Regions from separate parts of the Mus musculus genome. Here region 1 is linked to region 2. Evidence: chromatin loops called from intact Hi-C (ENCODE). Cell type or tissue: left cerebral cortex. All regions are shown on one strand. Region 1 has its middle 140 kb from the start of Gm41255. Region 2 overlaps Ghr (growth hormone receptor).

Evidence for each region. A loop is a pair of places that touch in the nucleus more often than their neighbours do. Peaks named below come from ENCODE experiments on the same cell type or tissue, not always from the same donor. Only the 100,000 strongest peaks of a DNase experiment are listed, where the experiment ranks them.
Region 1: a loop joins it to region 2, with 2.3 times the contacts of the local background. A loop is called at or near these places in 1 of 42 quality-filtered maps.

The regions. Positions count from the first base shown.
Region 1 is chr15:3,749,593-3,752,092 of GRCm38, reverse strand. No RefSeq gene overlaps it. Among named protein-coding and RNA genes, the nearest start is that of Gm41255, 140 kb to the right of the region's middle. In left cerebral cortex, no CTCF peak of the experiment used is centred here; a DNase peak (open chromatin) is centred at 1,034.
Region 2 is chr15:3,341,119-3,343,618 of GRCm38, reverse strand. All of the region lies in intron 5 of Ghr (growth hormone receptor), which reads left to right. The region is part of intron 4 of Gm41254 (a long non-coding RNA gene); the gene reads right to left. Among named protein-coding and RNA genes, the nearest start is that of Ccdc152, 39 kb to the right of the region's middle. In left cerebral cortex, no CTCF peak of the experiment used is centred here; a DNase peak (open chromatin) is centred at 1,138.

The DNA.
Region 1 (2,500 bases), 410 kb before region 2:
TTATAAAGTCCTTGCAGAGCATGGGTAGAGATTGTGTTCTGCATTTCTGTTTCATCCCGCATTTCTGTTTTTTAGATGATATGCTAGGGTTTGTGCTGACATAGTCTTCCTCATCCATAACCTTTACCTCTTATAAAATTAGCTCCCTCAGAGTGTCCTTCTTAAAGCTACTAGCTGTTATGAGATTTATACCATTTTCTAAACATGTTTTGGGAAACACAACCCCGGTCTCCTGAACCATTCTGGATCTACTGTGTGTTCATCCACTCTGCAGCTGCCTTCATTAAGGAGCACACTCTCACATCACACTCTGAACCAATTAATCTGATTTCTCTAATCATGAGTGGTCTAATTCACTCTTCAAAGTGGCAAGAGATTTCTCAGAAACCACTTTGGGTTTTGGCGAAGTGGAGTGCCTGCATCAACAGTGATTTTGATTTTGCTCTACGGGCAGAGGGCAAAATTAACCTTTTGTTTCCGGCTTGAGGCTGTCATTTACTTCAGCATGGAAAGGCACGGTAACATCAGTGGATCAGTTTGGTTATCCACAACCTAAGTAGATATGGTAATTCAAGTATTAGTGATCTGGAGTGCTGATTGTGATATTTTAAGAGAGGAAAAAGTAAGAAGGCTGTTGAAGATATTTTTAGCAGCAATTTGACATCCCTTTTAATGCCAATTGAAGCATCCAAAAGACAAGTGGTTTATAAAATTTGGGGTGAAGTTATGGATTCTCTTGGTAATTGTCTGAAACTATAACTCCCTTTACTAAAAAATGATGTGAACATGTATACATAGCTAGTGAAAAGCATGCCAATGACATACATGTGTAGATCTTCTGTAGATTTCAGGTACACCACGGACCCTCCCTCTCACGCTTGCCCAGACAACGTATTCTGTGGAAAGTGAACCATGCCTCTTCTTCCTTCACAGCTGTCTTTATGCTGTTCCACCAGGCTGTCCTGAATTACCCCCTCACACTACATGAATAAGAATTACTCACGTTAAACGTGGATAGTGTAGCTGCCCAGCCTCTACTCTGACGTCACGTTTATTTTTAGAATGTTCAGTGTTGCTGACGTTGGTGGTGAGAAACCACCATTTGAAAAATAACTACAATTGGGAAATTCTGCAGTAAGTAATCCACAGAGAAAGGCATGACTCTATTTGTTTTAAAAAAGGGCAGCGCAGGGGGTAGGGGGTGTTGGTAAAGGCAGCCAGACCATGTCTCTCCACCTGATGGAAACTCAGCAATCAAGAACGATTCTGGATTTTTCCATTCAAGCACCTTCAGTCTTTCTGCCATTCCCTGGAGTGTGCTTACCCAGACCATTACTCTCATTTGTCCAGAGGTAGTCTTCAGTGCTCATGTAATTTCCCTTTCTTTATTGAGGATGAGAATGGTAGACTAAAGTAATTGTTTCTCGTGCCGTGCTCTCATAACGTGGATCTCAGTCACATTCTTTCTTGGCTGAGATTCCCTCCAGTCTCAGTGTTCATGGGACTATACTGCATCCAACTCAAAAGAAGAAAATGCACGTAGAATTGCAGAAGCACTTCTTGGCAACTTCTAGATTGTTCCAGGACAAGCAGCTTGGTGTGTTGTCTTCTGGTAATGATGCAGGACAGTTTCTGCATGCTAGTACCATGCACCGATCCCCAGTTCTCTATACTTCTTGAGAGTTCAGGTTTGCTGTAAAAGTACACAGGAAGACACAATAAAAGTTCAGACTGCCCTGGTTGGGAGAACAGGGACATCATTTGCCTCACTGATTCATCAAGACACTGTCCATAATAAAATGTAAAGTCATCCATCTCAATGAGATTGGTCACAGGACCAAAAGATTGTATCCAAACACCTAAAACATCAAACTTTAATTTCAAACTTTGGAGACTAAGGATATGCTGCCTTTGCTGCATGAATCTCCGCTGGGCTTTACAACATCAGTTGGACCACTTCTGTCTTTAAACTCTTTTTAAAAGTAAAGGTTGCTTTCAGCTGCTTTGAGGAGAAATGTAAGCCAAGAGTGGTACAAATAATGCTCTTATACAAGATAAGATTTTGGCGGTTATAATCATGGAATAAGCAAAACTCAAATCTAATTTATTATGGACTAGGTGAAGTAGGTCCTTTGTCAATGAACATGGGATGCGGAATACAGATGGTGAGACCGCCCCCCCCCCAACTTTACCCATAAAGGTTAAGAGGCTTTCAGATTTTAAAAAAATCCCACAAACAAACAAACAAACAAACAAACACAGTGGCTCATGAGAAGATGTGAAGAAACAAGAATGGCCAGAAAAGAATAAAAAAAAAATAACTGCTTCTGTGTCACCCTGATTTAAATACAGCAAACAGGCTGCAGGCAGCTTCATTAACATCCAAGTCAATTAGATTCAATCAATGTGATTACATGTTTCTGTTTGTCCCCTAAGTAGTTTCTTGAGGTGAAAAGAACAGATCCTTCCTAATTAGAAAACAACCAGCAAGTATTTTATT
Region 2 (2,500 bases):
GGTCCTGAGATTGGGAGTTGTGTTTTCAACTAGCTATTCCTGACACACTTCACATTCAGATTAACTCTTATAAGAGCTATGTCCTGTGGAACTGATGGATTTAGAAATCCTAACCAGGGTTTCACATACAAGCCCCAGGAACAGGACTACTTGCATTGTCAAATGTCAGAAAACCTCACAGAAACTGAAGCACAACGGAGCTAGGTGGCTCCTTATAGTAGACGCAGACCTGCTGACCACTAGCTGCCCTGGATATTTGCACCATCCTAAGACTTACTTTTTAAAACTGACACAGTTAGTCACATAAAGTGCACTTGATGTCTTCGCTGGTATAGGTTTTTGTTGTTGTTGTTGTTGTTTTATTTTGTTTTTATCTTTTTTATTAGATATTTTCTTTATTTACATTTTAAATGCTATCCCGAAAGTTCCCTATAACCCCTGCGCCCCTACCCACCCACTCCCACTTCTTGGCCCTGGCATTCCCCTGTACTGGGGCATATAAAGTTTGCAAGACCAAAGGGCCTCTCTTCCCAATGATGGACTACTAGGCCATCTTCTGCTACATATGCAGCTAGAGACACGAGTTCTGGGGATACTGATTAGTTCATATTGTTGTTCCACCTATAGGGTTGCAGACCCCTTCAGCTCCTTGGGTACTTTCTCTAGCTCCTCCATTGGGGGCCCTGTGTTCCATCCAATAGTTAACTGTGAGCATCCACTTCTGTATTTGCCAGGCACTGGCCTAGCCTCACACGAGACAGCTATATCAGGGTTCTTTCAGCAAAATCTTGCTGGCATGTGCAATAGAATGCCCAGTGCTCTGGACAATTTGGGTAGAACTTTTTAGTTCACACTCAGTTTGAATGTCAGAATCATTCAATGACTCACCTGTCTCTGACTGTTCGCTGTCACAGCATGGTGCACAAGCCTGCACAAGCATACTTTATCTTAACCTTAGCTTTTCTCTACTTACTTCCCCTGTGATAGCGGAGGCTTCTTTCCACCCAAGGGCTCGCAGCTTTTAAGAATCTCAGCCGGAATGTAAGCAACAGTTCCCTGCCTCTAATTCTGAATTCTCTCTTGTGTTAATCTCAAGTGTATTCAAACAGCTGATGAGCAGCTGTCTCAATGGCCCTGATTCTATGTGAGTCCCTAGTACCAAATAACTAGCCTGAGAAACAGCTGTTAAGGAACTGTAAATGCAGCTGACTTCAGGGCTCTCCATGCCTTCCTTTCAGGCCCTGCCTTCCCCCCAGCCTGGGTTTTCATTGCCCACTGCCGCCAGCACATCCTGCCAGTGGAAAACTCTCATCCGCATCTAGCTTGCCAGCACCAGCACCTGTGCCTGCCCAGAGTCACTCCTGTCACTCTGTGTGTCTGTCTGTCTGAGTGTGTACATGTTCATATGTGTGCACAAATGTGTGTGTTTGTATATGTTCATATAAGATGTACATGCTTGTGCACAGATGTGTGTTTATATGTATGTCATGTAGAAGGCCGAGGCTGGTGTCATCTTTCATTGTTTCCCACCTCTTGATGTTTAAGATAGAGTCTCTCACTGAACCTGGAGCCTTGCCCAATTGGCTAGACTAGCTGGCCAAGCAAGCTGGAAGGATACTCCTGTCTACCTCCCTAGCACTGAGGTTCCATGCGCTTCTCATGCAGTGTTTCCATGGGTTCTTGGCATCAATTTCAGGTCATCATGTTTGCACAGCATGCCACTGACTGAAGCATCTTGCAGGCCCCTACTTTAACCTTCTTTCCTAACCACAGTTACCATGACTTTGCATTCTCTTCACCTGTAAACCCTCTTCTCAACTGAAACAGGCTAGTAAATAAAGCAAAGAGAGGAAGAATTATCCCACCTGTGTTTATCAATCATCACATCACTATGGCAAACACATGAGAGAAACAACTTAAAGGAGGAGGGGTTACTGTACCCCCCACATCATAGAGGGCTCAGTCCGCGGTAGCCTGAATATGCTGCTATCGGCCCGTGGAGGGCAGAAAATAGTGGTGGCAATAACATGTACAACTCTGGCTACTCAGTTGATACTGTCAAGGAAAAAGAGAGCTAGTCATGGGGAGGGGCTTGGAAGGAGATAACACTATCCAAATTCACACCCTCAGTGTCCTGCTTCCTCCAGCCAGCCCACCTTCTGTTTTCTACCACTCCCAATAGTGCCATCAAATTGTGATTCCATCAATGATTAATCCAGTGATTGGGTCACTGAGAAATTATTGGGTCCACCAGCTGAGAACGTACAGCATGTACACTCAATAAACAGAAGTTTGTATTTTAGGCAGAAGTACCATATAGGCTCCTGACAATCTTCAGATTCTAATAACACTGGCCATAGATGGGAGGTTTCTAAGAACTGGTCTTGCTGAAGTGTTACATTTTTATCTTATAAGATACTTGTGTCTTAGCTTAGTGAATCTGGCTGCCAGATACCTTACTTTGACTAAAGCATAGTTTCGGGAACGATTAATCTTTTTT